5 separate regions of the Homo sapiens genome follow, and regions 1, 3, 4 and 5 are each linked to region 2. Evidence: chromatin contacts called from ENCODE Hi-C or POLR2A ChIA-PET data. All regions are on one chromosome and are shown on one strand. The core of a region is the stretch at or near the end of the contact, and the rest is flanking DNA. Distances in the headings are between cores, read along the strand shown. Region 1 overlaps TGFBR3 (transforming growth factor beta receptor 3). Region 2 holds the start of ZNF644 (zinc finger protein 644). Region 3 holds the start of TGFBR3 (transforming growth factor beta receptor 3). Region 4 overlaps LOC102723436 (a long non-coding RNA gene). Region 5 overlaps TGFBR3 (transforming growth factor beta receptor 3).

The links. Hi-C counts contacts between places; a loop is a spot of excess contacts on that map. ChIA-PET counts read pairs that join two places held with the same protein, here RNA polymerase II (POLR2A). Pooled maps may share reads with other maps.
Region 1: a map of CD8-positive, alpha-beta T cell shows a loop between it and region 2 (8-fold over the local background). The contact joins the enhancer-like site here to the promoter of ZNF644 in region 2. A Hi-C loop is called at or near these places in 3 of 168 maps with a recorded cell type or tissue (CD4-positive, alpha-beta memory T cell, CD8-positive, alpha-beta T cell and naive thymus-derived CD4-positive, alpha-beta T cell), 1 of 37 single-sample maps with no recorded cell type and 12 of 50 pooled maps. POLR2A ChIA-PET finds 5 or more read pairs at or near these places in 1 of 52 experiments (activated T-cell).
Region 3: a loop to region 2 is called in a map of naive thymus-derived CD4-positive, alpha-beta T cell, with 4 times the contacts of the local background. The contact joins the promoter of TGFBR3 here to the promoter of ZNF644 in region 2. A Hi-C loop is called at or near these places in 1 of 168 maps with a recorded cell type or tissue (naive thymus-derived CD4-positive, alpha-beta T cell), 4 of 37 single-sample maps with no recorded cell type and 14 of 50 pooled maps. POLR2A ChIA-PET finds 5 or more read pairs at or near these places in 1 of 52 experiments (BJ).
Region 4: a map of naive thymus-derived CD4-positive, alpha-beta T cell shows a loop between it and region 2 (23-fold over the local background). The contact joins the enhancer-like site here to the promoter of ZNF644 in region 2. A Hi-C loop is called at or near these places in 1 of 168 maps with a recorded cell type or tissue (naive thymus-derived CD4-positive, alpha-beta T cell) and 6 of 50 pooled maps. POLR2A ChIA-PET finds 5 or more read pairs at or near these places in 2 of 52 experiments (MCF 10A and activated CD4-positive, alpha-beta T cell).
Region 5: a pooled map shows a loop between it and region 2 (4-fold over the local background). The contact joins the enhancer-like site here to the promoter of ZNF644 in region 2. A Hi-C loop is called at or near these places in 7 of 50 pooled maps. POLR2A ChIA-PET finds 5 or more read pairs at or near these places in 3 of 52 experiments (HCT116, Panc1 and activated T-cell).

The regions. Positions count from the first base shown.
Region 1 is chr1:91,802,664-91,805,363 of GRCh38, reverse strand. The region is part of intron 2 of TGFBR3 (transforming growth factor beta receptor 3); the gene reads left to right. Among named protein-coding and RNA genes, the nearest start is that of TGFBR3, 82 kb to the left of the region's middle. RefSeq lists an enhancer at 1,329-1,598. Within about 2 kb of position 1,288, at least 16 of the 41 ENCODE cell types and tissues checked have a DNase peak (open chromatin) inside an H3K27ac peak, as active enhancers do; they include CD8-positive, alpha-beta T cell, where a contact is called at or near this core.
Region 2 is chr1:91,020,714-91,023,413 of GRCh38, reverse strand. It overlaps ZNF644 (zinc finger protein 644), which reads left to right and starts at 1,379. Exons shown (of 6, transcript NM_201269.3): 1 at 1,379-1,424. RefSeq lists enhancers at 473-1,022, 1,023-1,572, 1,573-2,122 and silencers at 1,160-1,389, 1,720-1,789.
Region 3 is chr1:91,884,777-91,887,476 of GRCh38, reverse strand. TGFBR3 (transforming growth factor beta receptor 3) reads left to right here and starts at 1,326. Exons shown (of 17, transcript NM_003243.5): 1 at 1,326-1,599. RefSeq lists silencers at 1,060-1,199, 1,550-1,629, 1,640-1,849 and enhancers at 992-1,754, 1,755-2,518.
Region 4 is chr1:91,554,825-91,557,538 of GRCh38, reverse strand. All of the region lies in intron 3 of LOC102723436 (a long non-coding RNA gene), which reads left to right. Among named protein-coding and RNA genes, the nearest start is that of CDC7, 55 kb to the right of the region's middle. RefSeq lists an enhancer at 1,404-1,563. Within about 2 kb of position 1,263, at least 6 of the 41 ENCODE cell types and tissues checked have a DNase peak (open chromatin) inside an H3K27ac peak, as active enhancers do.
Region 5 is chr1:91,750,085-91,752,784 of GRCh38, reverse strand. All of the region lies in intron 4 of TGFBR3 (transforming growth factor beta receptor 3), which reads left to right. Among named protein-coding and RNA genes, the nearest start is that of TGFBR3, 130 kb to the left of the region's middle. Within about 2 kb of position 1,323, at least 14 of the 41 ENCODE cell types and tissues checked have a DNase peak (open chromatin) inside an H3K27ac peak, as active enhancers do.

The sequences.
Region 1 (2,700 bases), core at 39-2,538, 780 kb before region 2:
ATCAGATTTCTCGAGTAAGCCAGCAGGGGAGGATTAAACTCAGCTCACACTTTGAGTCCAAGGAAAAGTTAGATTTCTTTGGGAGCTACCCTTAAGGAATCTTGTACTCGTCACATACCAGATGCCCAGAATGAACTGAAATATCCAGATTGGGAGGCACCAGTGAGGATTGTCTCTGGAGGTGAATCCATATGGACATTACTGCCAGGAAGCACTTTTCTGAAATACACATTCTACCTCTGTGTGGCTCACAACAGTTTACTTATAGTGGGTTATAGAGTTTCTGTGAGGCTTTGGATGAAGTATCTGCAACATGCCTTTTCATGATAGAGTATGGTGTGAAGTGAGCACGCGTGTGTGCTTATGAGCATTGTTGCTTTCAGGTGTGTTCTTTCGTCATCGTCCACGCCCTGGTTGATCCTTACGTGGTAACACAGCTTTTGCTGTGCTGCTGATAAGGAGCATCATCAGAGCATGTCACTCACTTGGCTCTTGACTGCAGGGAAGAGATTGCGTAGGGAAGACGGGATGTGGGTTTTCAGCCGTGGCCACAGGAGACACTCCCAGCCTTTTGAGGCTGCCGGTGAGGGCCTACAGTAGCAGCTCCAGAGCTCACAGGTCACCACAAAAGTGAGCAGATGAGTCAGATGGGGTTTCGGAGCATGTTTTCCTGGTTTCCAAGCCTTCGTGGCTGGGAGGTGCTATACTCGGGCCCCATGGTGGTCAAGTGAGAATCTGAGCCACTGTGTTAACTCAGGCACTTGTGCTAGAGCCTGTGGGGTGGATCATGCTGTTCCCAGGTGGAAGCCTTCCTGAATGGAGCTGGCCCTGGCATTGTGCAGACAGATTGCGGAAGGAACCACTATGAGGCCAAGGGGGAAGGATGGGAGACAGGTTCATGAGCTGGCTGTGGCAGAGGGAAAGGGACAGGAAGGCTAGGGCCTGACCCAGAAGTGGCAGGATGAGGCTGGGGCTGTGGTGTGCCAACGGAGAGATAGAGGATTGTCCTGCCACCTGGAGAGAGGGGATTGGCCAGAAGAGTGTCCGGGAAGAGAAGACAAAAACAGATTTGTGTTTCCTGCTTTCTGTGACAGTTGAAGGTGGGGAAGCCCCAACTGGGACTTGATTCTTAGCAACCAAAAATGCCACCTCCTTCATTTCATGGTTGGTGTTTTTTTTTTCTGCCCCTTTTAGTATAAGAGTGAGGCTTTGGCTCTCAGGTAAAGAGTGAAAGCAGGAAGTCTGAGACAGACAGTCCCTTATTGGCACAAAGCCCATGCAGCATGCATCACCCCATGGTTCTTCCCCATTTCTCAGCGATAATTGAGTGTCTGTTTTGTGCCAGATACTGTGCTGGGGTGAGGCAGGCAGCAGCAGACAGAGTGGTTGGGTTCTGTTCTTTCGTGGTGTTTGCAGTCTTTGGGAGCATGTAGATGTGAAACCAATAATTGCACAAATAATTATGTACATCTCATCACAGGAAGTGCTGTGGAGAGAAACGGAGAGTACCATGAGAGTATGAAAAAATACAGATCTAACACAGTGAGGGAGGTTTGGGGAGCTTCCTTGAGAGATCAGTAGAATGAGCAGGAGTTTGTCAGGCCATGGTGGTGGGAAGGAACAGAAACGGTGGGGAATGTGTTCCTGGAGGAAACCTTGCTATTCAGAGGCTCCTTTGGGACAAAGGTTGGCACTTCTGATGAAATAAAAGAAGGCAAGTACATTAATTAGGGTAGGTTAAGCTACAAATGTCAGAAAACCCAAAATAACATTGGCTTATATAAAAAAAAGAGTTTACATTTGTTTCCTATTAAAAAAAAAAAAGCAGTTCAGAGCTGATCCCGTGGCTCCATGTTCATCAAGTACCCAGGTGGCTTCTCAGTTGCTGTGCCCTCCTCAGCATGCTGCTTCTGTCTCATGGCCCCAAAGGCTTGCTCTAGTGCTGCCTGTTACATCCACATTCCAACCAGCAGTCAGAAGGAAATGGCAGAAGAACTGACCTCCTTCCCTTCATACAGGAAGCTGCCAGCTGCTAGCGGGATTGGGAAACATAGCTTTCGTTCTGGGTGGCTGTGTGTCCAGCTGGCACTTGAAGAAAGGAGAATGATGGCTATAGGGAGACAGTGAGCACTTCTGTGCTTCACCAGAATGGCCAAAACACGGGAGCAAGTGTCCGAGGAATGAGAGACGGGGCCGTGGCAGGAAGCAGGGCCAGATCTTGGAGGGCCTTGTAAGTCACGTTGAGGTTTTGGGGCTTCATCTGGACAGCAGAGATGGAGTGATAAGTCTTTTAAAGCAGAGAAAAGCAGGATCAGACTTGGGTTTTTCAGATCAGTTTGGCTGCTCTATAGAAGACATTTTGGTGGAGATAAGAATTAAGAGCATCTTGCAGTAATCAGGGAACGAGAGACGATGGTGCCCATGGAGATGGAGAGGAGGGGTCAGAGTTGAGTGGCCAGAGAGAGAATCCATTGGGTGAGGAGAGGGAAGGGGTGATGTTGGGGCACCTCCCCCAGGTTGGTGCCAGGTGTACGTAGGAAGAGGCTGGTGCCATTTACTTAGGGAGGGAATGAAGGAGGAACAACAGGCACGAGGGGTAAAGATCCTGAGTTCTGCATGTTGAGATTGGGTGTCCATGAGACAAAAGTAGATGGTGAAGGAGCTGTTGAATATTCAGGCCTGGAGCTTAGAAAAAGAAGT
Region 2 (2,700 bases), core at 130-2,629:
ATTGACTGCAAATATATACGTATTTATATTTTATTGTTTACACATTTGTGTAAATGAAGACAGGAGATTTGCATTTTAAAGAGCCCAAAGAACTGTATGACTTCGAGAAAATCACCTTACTCCTCTTTGTCTCATTGGGTTACAATGAAATCGAGCAAGTTAGAACAATGCCTGGTACACAGTAAGCACTCAAAAGTGTTAGCTATTAAGTAATGAAGCAATTAATGTGTTTAGTCAAATATTTGTTGTTTGGAATCTACGTTTGCTGTTGCTGAAGGCATCATTCCATAGGAAAGAGAATGTTTCTCATTCTTGTCAAATAAATGCAGTTATGGTATATTCTTCCGAATGTCAATAACATCTTGAGGGTTTGGAGGGCCACAGTAATGACAGCTGTACAACTAAGGAAAACTTTTTTATTTTTAAATTTTTAAATGAGTAAACAGAGGTTCAGAGAAGCCAAATAATTAAGGCGGGACCAGTAGATTTCTCAAGAACTCTTGGTTAATCTTAAACATGTTAGCAGTTTCTCGTTGGCTCAGTCGAAAAACAAAAGAATAGCCCACTCAGTGTTTCTCTGCCCCAGGATCCTGTGGTGAAGTCTTGTTAAAAATGAAAATTTCCAGAACCCTCTAGGGACTGATTCTCTGAAGGGTTAACCAGCATCTCACATGCTTCTTATATAACTTTAATTCGTAGAACCACGACACTTTCAGTAATGCAGGGAGAGAGTATCCTCAGAGAGTCAAACTGGAGCAAACCTCGGCCACCTTTCAGGGCAGGCTGTCCGGGTAACTGAGATGTCACACTTGATGCTTTGCCTGGCCATCAAGCAACTCCCAACAATCTGCCCCCTTAAGATCCTAAAACCTTCCCTCTGCCATTACTCCACAGTTGTGATTGGCAAATATTGCTGTTTTCCTCAACAAGAGGAAAATAACAGAGATTTTTGCACGCTCGTGATCGTGGAACTCAAACCTGGGCCTGTTCCACCTTAAAGGGCCTAGGCATGCCTAGTGCTTGGGTCTTGCAGAGTTTGGGCACCACCATATTTGGAGCGTGCCTACTTTGGGGCGGGAACCTCCTTGGGAGTGATTAGGTCAGCGCTGGGGGAGGTGACCTTGTTTGGTTTCTGGCACCCGAGAACAGTGGTGCACTGTTTCCGCTGCCCTCGTTTGTCTAATTGGCCCAGACGCTCCACCAGCGCGAAGCTTCCCGGGAGCTCCTCGCTGGCCACCCCCGCGGCCCGCAGCCCGGCAGAGGCGGGAAAGCAGCGCGCCTGCGCCGTGGGAACCGGGGCTGGAGGCGAAAAGCGGGGAGCGGAGGGGGGCCGCTGGAGCCGAGTAGCGTACAGAGCGGCGTGTGACGCGGGGACGCCGCGTGCTCCCAACGTCGCCCCGGTTTGACGCACACGGCACCAAACTGTGAGTTTCAGGGGTTATTTGGTCAGATTCGCTGGGACCCGAGTGGGTTTCGGGCCTCTGGGCTGTGGCAGCGGCGGGACTGAGGGTGGCGGAAGAACTTGGGGGACCCGGCCTCCGGCTCTCGGGCCCGGGGAGCTACGCCCTAGGCTGGGTCCCAGCCATCCAAAAGGACGCATTTTGCCGCACAGGCTAAGATGGCGGCGGCGGCCGAGGAGGCGGAGTTGGTGCTACACAAGGAGCCCGGGCCCCGGGTTCGGGGAGGCGGCGGCCGCGGCGGTCGCTGGGGGCCACGGAGCCTGAGGTGAGCGGCGGCCGCCGCCGCGGGGCGGGACTCGGCGGGGGGATGGGGGGGGGGCTTTCCGCTGCGGCGTCGGAGGATCCGGTAGCGGACACAAAGGGGCTGAGCTGGGCACTAGACTTGGGGGTTTTGTTTAGTCACATGAAGCCGAGCAGCCAGTGAGCAGTAGGGGGAAGGGGCCGAGATCAGGCGGCTTGGGGAGCCTGGCGGTCGCCATTGCAATGCACTGAGTAACGGGGCGGGCCGAGAGCAGTCACCAACCCCTCTCGTTGAGGCTGCTCGGTTGTGGCCAGAAACGCTGGCTCTGGCATTAACTGTCTACACCCCTCCCCTTACTTGGGACAGGACCGCATAGCCCTCCCCTCCCCCCGTCCTGCAAGATCTTATGCGGCTAGGTGCCTGGGAAGTAACAGCAAGAGGTAAATCGCTCGAAGTGTTTGGGTTGCCAGGGGCTTGGTGGGTGTCCAGCTAAAGCTTTTTGCCTCTCCAGGTCTGATTCTCTGGCCTTTGTGTCCCTGGGAAGTTACTCTGCCAGAGGAAAGCAGGTGTGCTCCACTTCTCCCGTGAACCTGAAGATGAGTTGTCCCAGACTCTTCTCAGTGATTGGAAACTTAGGTGGTGGAGCTAAAGGTTACTTGTTACGAGACTTCTACAGACAACTCTTGTTGGGATCCATCTATGGTTTAGCAACATTAGTGGAAAAGTTTTCTTGAATATTGACTTTGAATATAAAAACGTTTATATTTAGACTTCAGATTTTGTGTGATCATCAAACTCAACGAGGGGATAAACATAATTGGGGGCGAATGATGGTCTTGTCTTGTTAATAATTTCAACAGAAGTATCACAACACCGCCGACTATCCTGTCCAGTCCTAATTCCACGCTTGTTGCATCTGGATGGTAGATTTGTTTTAATTGTGTATTCCCTCCCTGCAGTAGTTTGCTTTAGTTGTAAACATTTTTTGGTCCCATGAGA
Region 3 (2,700 bases), core at 77-2,576, 860 kb before region 2:
CTGGGCAACTAAGTGAGACCCCCGCCCTGCCAACCCCCTCTACAAAAAATACAAAAAGTTAGCTGGGCGTGGTGGCATTTGTCAGTAATCCCAGCTACTCAGGAGGCTGAGGTGGGAGAATCGCTTGAGCCTGAGAAGCGGAGGTTGTAGCGAGCTGAGATTGAGATTGTGCCACTGCACTCCAGCCTGGGCGACAGGGCGAGACTCCATCTCAAAAAAAAAAAAAAAAAAAAAAAAAAAGGCATAGGTCCATAGCCCTTTAGAACTGGAAGAAGCCTTCTAGGCCAAGCCCTTCATTTGAACTGAGCCTTGACGGGTATTAGCCGTTAGCCATTTGTGGAAGGTCGCACAGTAGTCAGGACTGGAAGTCTGGTCTTTGAAACCTGTCAGTCCACGGTCATTTCACCTGCCTGTTTGTAAAACAATGTCCTGTTACTTAAGTATACTTTTTAATAAGAAAAACTGGGTGTAAGCAAGAGTATCAGAGTGGTGTTCTGGTGCCAGCAGTTCAACTTCTGCAGCGTGTACTTCACAGGCACAGGTACTTAGGACGTCGCACAGGCACAGGTACTTAGGACGTTGCCCCGCCGAGACTGTCGTTCATATCGCGCCCACCTCCGGGTAACGCCGGTAATGCTGACCTAGCTCCATTATTTGTATTAATTTATTTAGCTAGCAGGGGGAACGGCTGGGTAATGCAGTCTCAGCTGCTGGAGGGGAAGAGGCAAGACTCCGCCGGCGCCCACCATCAGAGCGTGACAACAAGCGGGACCGGAGGTTGGGAAAAAGCACAGGGACAGAATGAATGTGTGCATGGGGGAGCTCTGCTGGGGAGAGGGCAAGAGGCTGTGATCAGATTATCTGAGGTTTCAGAACTTTTATATAAAGACCAAGGAACCAAATGAAAATCCAACTCTTCCAGGGAGCCCTGGAAAGTTCAAAGGACCTCGTTTGAGGGAGCGAGTCCCCGCAGCTCGTGCCCACGTCTCCCTCGCGCTTCCCCCAGGACAGGGGCCGCCCCAACCCGGGCACGCTGAGCCCGGCCGCGCCCCTAGCCCCTTCTCTCTCGGCCTCCTCGTCCCGAAGGGAAGCACAGGCTCGAGCAGCATTCGGGGCTCATCCATCAGCCGCGGAGGCAAAGGGGGAGGAGAGAGGAGGCGGGAGGCGGGAGGCGGGAGGAGGAGTTTCTGGGCGGCCGAGAGCCCCCGGTGGGGCCGGCGGAGGAGCGCCCTTCCCCCCGCGCGCTGATTGCTGTGGCGTCCTGCCCGTCCCCGCCCGCGTGTGTGCGAGGGAGGGCGAGTGCGCCGGGTCGGCCTGATGGGGGTAATCGAGGGTTTCGGGGACGCCGAGCGGCACTTTCCTCTTCCCAGCGAGTGAAGGAGGGCAGTCGGCGGCTCTCGCGCCCCGGCCACTTTCCCTGCGCGATTCCCGGAGCTCCCTGCAGGAGGTGAGAGTCCCCAGCGGGTCCGGATGGCGTAGTTTTGCCGCGGCGCAGCAGCTGCCGGAGCTCGCCGCCGCCGAGCGCTGGGCGGGGAAACTTGCCGCCGCTTTCCTCCAACTTGCTGCGGGTGGATCTCCGCTGGACACACCGCCTCCGAGGTACGTGCCGGCCCAGCCCCGCGGCGCTGCAGCCCGCCCGGGCTGTGGGCTCTGCAGGCTGCGCGGGTGCCCGTCGGCGCGGCGCGGGCTGCCAGTGCCTACTTACCGGCCAGGGTCGCTCCAGCCGCCAGGACCTCCGGCCTTGGGAGGGAGGCGCTGGTGGGGCGGTGTTTACCCTCCGGGGAGCAGGCACCGGTGGCCAGCGGTGCGTGGGCAGCGGCCGCACGGGGCAGGCAGTGCCCCCGGCGATGCGCAGTGCTGGGGAGGAATTCTCCACGCCCGCCCTCACTCTTCCTCTCCGCGGGTCCTTCTGACCCCTGCGGGGCGCGGCGGCCACTTCCCTCCGGGCGCGTGACAGCTTCGGTGGGAATGGTTTGTTGTGGGTTCGCAGTCAATTGCCGTGGCCCAGGCTGTGGCTCCCGGACTCGTGCACGGACGCGGTTTGCGTTCCCCGCTGGCCGCGCCCTCAGGGTGCCTTGCGGGCTGAGCCGCAAGCTGCAGCTCGGCCCCCCCCCGCCCCGGTTTATTTTGAAGGCTCTCTTCTTGTATTCATTTGGTTAGGACAAACTTGGAAATCTTGGACTGTCGCTAGAAGAATCTGCTTGCAGACTTGATCTTATTAGGGCATTTGCCCCGCTTTGCAGAATCGCATAGTGTCAGGAGCCGACGTGTCAAGCATGAATTACCTTGGCAAAGTAGAACTTAGTGGATTTGGTGTCCTCACGAAAAGCTGGAAGAAGAAAACCGTTCCATTTCCCTAGCTGTGAAGTGAGGATAGTAGTACTTGCCCCGTAAAGTTGCTGTGAGCATCTAATGATTTAATGTGTGTGAGGTGCTACAACAGTGCTTGGCACCGAGTAAGCACCGCACGGAGGTTAGCGCTGCTTGCCGCTAGCCCTGCGGTGGCAGGATAGGAGCGGCGAGGGCAGAGGATAGTAGGAGTGACAGGCTGTGCTGGGGAACCAGGCGTATTCTGAGTTTTATGTCCTTCCGAAGAAGTGAGCGGTTTGGGAGAAGTCTCCACAGGTAGTAAAAACACACGTCAAGACCGTTTCTTCTTCCTGAATGCAGAGTGCAAACAGTTACTTCAGTGTGAACTCA
Region 4 (2,714 bases), core at 14-2,513, 530 kb before region 2:
CTGGCATCTCTGTGTGCCTCACCTCACTTGTGGGTGCCTCCCTGTCACCTGGCCTCTGAGGTTAAGTAGGTTGCCCCAGGCTCCATGGCTGCAAGTGGTAGAGCTGGGCTTTGAACGCAGGTAGCCTAGCTCCAGAGCCTGCCTTTGAGTTCCAGAAATGTGAGTGATTTTAGGTAGTGACATTCAGCACGTGGAGAGTGGGGTCAGCTTGTGAATGTATTACCCCTTTCAGGAAGCATGCATGTGCACATTTCCAGAGGCCTCTGAGGAGTGAGTGAAATGCTGGGAATTTCTGGCATCAGTGGCAAGGTCTCCAGGAAATACCTTCCATCCTAAAGCAGTCTCCTGTGAAATCTGAGCTGCTTGCACATTGCGTTCCAGGGCCACCAGCTTTTGGCCTGTACTAGTGAAATTCTGCCTGAAGCCTAAGTCCCGAGCAAGGATCCAAGCTCCTTTGTACCCTAAACCTGCCTGCCTGTTAGAACATCACTGTTCTAAAATCGGCCTCACCCTCCATCCAGCCACACACATCCTGGCTCTCATTCTACCCCATGCACTTCTATGCACCCTAGCCTTTCCTCTATGCTCCCACTCAGCTTATTTGATATTTCTTGTCTTGCCCACAAGGCCAACTCATCCTTGAAGACCCAGCTCACACATCACCCTCTCTACAGCCTTCCCTAACTCCTTTAAGATAAAATCTATCACTCCCTCCTCTGTTCCACATTGTAATTCCAGATAACTATTTGTCTATGTCTCTGTGGCCCCCGCTTGATGATGTGCTCCACCTGGGCAGTGGCAGCATCCTGCCTGTCCTAGTCTATCCTAGCAGTGCCTAGTAAGTGTCTGCACACATAAGATGCTCAACACCTGCTCTGGAACTGAATTAGATGGAATCACATTTAAACAACTGAAGGAGAAGGATGACAGCTCGCTCACAATTGGAATTCCCCTTTGCAAATCCTCAGGGAGACTAATTGCTCCTGCTCTTGGCCTGTCTGTTAAAATGCAGGATTAAAAAGAGAAACAGGTAGCAGGTTTTTTTGTTGTGTTTTGTTTTGTTGTTTTTTTTTTAACTTCTGAAATGAGTATTACAGAAGAAAATCATGCAGGAGGAAAACCATGATAACTCATCAGCATGATTCAGCAATGGGGCACACTTCAGAGGAAAGGAAGATTGGTTTTGCTCATAGGCTCTTTATCTGTGAAACGCAATCACTCTCCCTCACTGGTGTTTCATGCTCTGACGTCTTATGGTTTGAGGCACGATCAGGGGCCTATTTCTGTGACACCTGAAGGCTTTACACTTGCTTCTTTTGCTTCTCACAGCAGCCTCATAGAGTGCAGTGAATTTTTTCAATATTTTCATTGGTCTTACAGTTTTGTCTTATAGATTTGCAACTTGTGACAACTTTTCCCACCTTCACATGGTTTGATGATTTCCCTTCACACCTACTACTAATGGTTACAATGCTCTGGATCACGCCTCGTGAATCATCGGTGTCTGTCCTCCCCTACCACAGCCAGGTGCTGACAGTAACAACTAGGTGCCGGCAGTATTTTAAAGATGGCAGTATGGCCTGGAGGACATGCCACAGGCCCTGAAAAGGAACCTTGAGTTGGACCCAAGAGCCAGTCCCCCAGAGGTCAGGTGCACCAGAGGTCAGGATCCCTCCCTTGCCTCACAGGGATACCCTGACCACTCTGCTCCCACTCCCCATCTCTCACTGAAGGATTCATGTCTGATATGTGTGGATGAGTTATCCTCCCACGGGTGATCCTGCCCCACCAAAATCAAAGTGACTCTTATTCTAAGAAGCAAAAATTTGACCTCACAAACACACTGCTGTTTCATCCGAGGAGCCTACCCCATCCCCTGAAATAATATTTTGCACAAAACTTTCAATTAATTTACTACAATGTCCAGCAAAGATCCAGCACTTTAAAGCCGGATGACTCAACAGGAAGAGCTTTCAGTTTTCTTCCTGATTGTAAGTTTGTAGCCTAAATTTTTGAGTAGGTACAATTTAGAGAAGGAAGGCTGCCTTCTGCTCAGGATAAACAGGAAATTTGCCTATACAGTCAGTGTGAAGAGCTGTGTAGTAGAATGATCTGCCGATATTTAGCTTCTATTATAGTGTTCTCCTCATTCTTCCTTCTCCATCTCCCCCTCCAGCTTCTCTTCTCTACTAAAAAAGGTGTCAGAAAGTCTGGGAATACAGACTGTCCTAAAGCACTGCAAGTAGTTCCCTCCTCCTGACGGCAATAGAGCCCCCTAGAGACCATCCGGGTGACCAGTATGAAGAAGTCGGTGGGTAGCCCTATTTGTTGGAAGTGAGAAATAATGAGAACTTTTTATGTTTCAAAGATGGAATAGGAAAAGTTGTCAGACCTGCAATGTAATAGTCCCAGGGGATGAAGAGTATACAGAAGTTTGGGGTCTATAGGGCTGGACGGCCTGATACAATCTGATGCCACCCCTCTGGATGACTGGATCTTTGCAGAAAGGTCACATAAGGGACTGAAAGTTAGTACTAAGAACTAACTTTCTGCAGTTCTGGGAACTTAAGCAAGGGGCCATCTTGGCCAAGCTGAACACAAGGTTGATCATTTTCCTGAAGAGACCTTGCTGTGGTTTGAATGCGTTCCCTACAAAATTCATGTGTTGAAGCTTAATCTCCATGTGATGGTACTGAGTGGTGGGGCCTTTTGGG
Region 5 (2,700 bases), core at 74-2,573, 730 kb before region 2:
TCCCAAAGTACTGGGATTACAGGTGTGAGCCACTATGCCCGGCCTCTAATTTTTTTTTTTTAATCTTGCTTTATTTGTATTCCAAACTTGAGCATTCTCTCCTGCAAGGTCTGTAGACTTGGAGCCCTAGGACAAGCAGACGTTTTCAAGATGAGACCCTAGTGCCTGGCTTTTAATAACCTAAAATACCTAGTCCAGAGGCCTTGGCCAGCTTACTTATGTCAGGCTTAGTCACTTTGCATGCTCATAAGGAAAAAAGGGTATCTAAGATTAGAAGTTTCAAGAAATAAGCAGCTTCTTCCAACCTCATTCACTCTCGATATTACTGTGCTGTGATCTATTTTTTTCTAGCCATTTATCATTAAAATCAGAGAGCAAATGTATGTGAATGTGTGTATGTTTGAGTGGGGGATGGGGCATAGAAGGGGATTTTGGTCTTTGAGGTACAATTGCTGGAGCTGGCATATAAAAATAGAGGATGCCCAATTAAAGTTGAATTTCAGATAAATAACAAATCATTTTGTTAGTGTGCCCATGTAGTATATGGGACATAACATATACTGAAAAAGTATTCATTGTTTACCTGAAATTCAACTTTAACTGGGTGTCCTGTACTTTATTGGGCAGCTCTACTCGGAGGTAATTCAGGTTTTTGTTTCCAGTTAACACCCTGGCCTGGGTGTTAGGAGGCCTGAGTACTAGTCTTGGCTCTGCCACTAACTAGTTATATACATCATCGGGAAAAAAAATCACTTAACTACTCAGACCTCGTTTCCTCATTTCTAAAATGAGGGGATCGTACTAGCTCATCTCTAAAGTTCCTCCCAGCTTTTAAACTCTGTGATTCTTTGATAGTACGACTGCTAGATGTTATATCCCAATTTAATTTGGAACAGAAACTGGCAAATTGAGCATTGCCTCTTCAGCAAATCCAAGTAAATATCAAGGCAGGGCAGTTGCAATAAATGACAGAAACTAAACTCTATGCTATTAGCTTTGGATTAAAAACAAATCAAAACTTAATCCTAATGAAAAATGTAAATTAATAAATTTAAAACCAGTTTTGTATTTTCAAGAAGCGGGGAGGGATGGGTGAAGAAGCTGGAGCTGCCAACATCTAGTTTATTCCTTTTACTTAAACTAGAGGCATTAAAAAAAAAAAGGTCCAAATATTTTGGGCCTCTGCCACCAAACCACAGGCAGTTCTCTGGTCTGCACTGGAGTTTGGATGACTGACAAGACTCAGTGAAAAACAAGTGCTATTTGTTTTCCTGTGCCTAGTATTTAACTGGAAATCAGAAGGCTAAATTTCCAATCAGTTGCTAAATAGCCCCAGATGTGTGCTCAGTGCAGCACTAGGAAGGGACACGCACAGCCCATACCACCGTGCATGTCCAGCTGTTACCTTTTCATGAAGCCAAGTGATGTGTAACTGAGGGTTGTAGTGTCTGTCCAAAAACGCCCTAAGAATAACTCAGACATTCAAGTTTGCTTGTGGAGAAGGGAACTTTTTTTAAAAAAAATTCTGTATTCTATTGTGTTACATTTAAAAATCTGGAAATAATTTTTTTCTTTGCTAATTTCCTTCTTTCCCTTCTTTGGCAGTTCCCCCACCCCCATGTTTAGAAAAAAACACAGAATTAGCATACCGGGTATGATGGTTTATGTATGTGCTTGTTCATTCATCCAACACACAGTTTTTAGTGCCTGACTGTGAACTGTGCTAGCTGTGGAGGATCTAGGGAAAACTGGGGTGAATTGCCTGTCGTCAGGGAGCTTCCCATTGTGTGGGAGAGCTGATTGAAAAATTGGGAATTGCAGTTTAGTGTGCTAAGTACTATTACGCTAAATAATAGTGAAAATTGGAGAAGATGAGAATAGTAGAAATTGGAGAAAATGAGAATTCTCTTCTTCCAAATGCAATCAAGGCAGCTTCCTGCATGAGGTTGGCTCTGGAGAACAGCATGTGGCAAATGGGTCAAGGTTGCAGACACAAACACAGCTCTTGGCTCGGCCAGAAGCATTACCCCTGTATTCCAGGGACCCGGATATACCAGTTTGTGTTTTGCAGTGAGGTCTTTCCCCAGATAAATTCTCTCTTGAAGGGAGATTAAATAACTAAATGTTTCAAGATTGCTGGTGGTTCTTCTTCTTTTTTTAAATGTCTCTTGTGGAATGACTCATTGTGTCCTGTGGGATATTCCAAGTGGTTGTGTACCATGCATTTTTATTCCGGAGTCTGCTCATCTGTTGGTTTTGTGGCTTGTCCTTAAGGGCCTTAATTATATGGGTCTTGATCCTCTCATGAACTAGGGTCAGTCAACTACCCTAGTTCAAACAAGTCATTCCTGTTTCCTAGGAATAGGAGTTTTTGGCCCTATTGTGGCCATTGAGCTCTTCCTAAATGTCACTATGGCAATTAGAACATTGGAAAGAGCCCAGTTTCAACTGGTAAACCTGGTCCAGAAGGGGTTTTTGAAAGACTCCCTGGGATTTATTCTAACTTGCTAGGTTAAGGCTGGTGAATGTTGTGAGTGAGTGAATGGCCCGTGGCCCCTGGGAGATTTGCCTGGGTGTATTTTTCCTGAGGAAGACCTACTGTCCAGGAGGGTTCACGCAAGTGTAGACTTTTCCTGGCTCTGGCTGGACTTGCGTCATGTCTGTGTGCAGGCATGGGTTGCAGCCCTGTGAAGGCTTTGC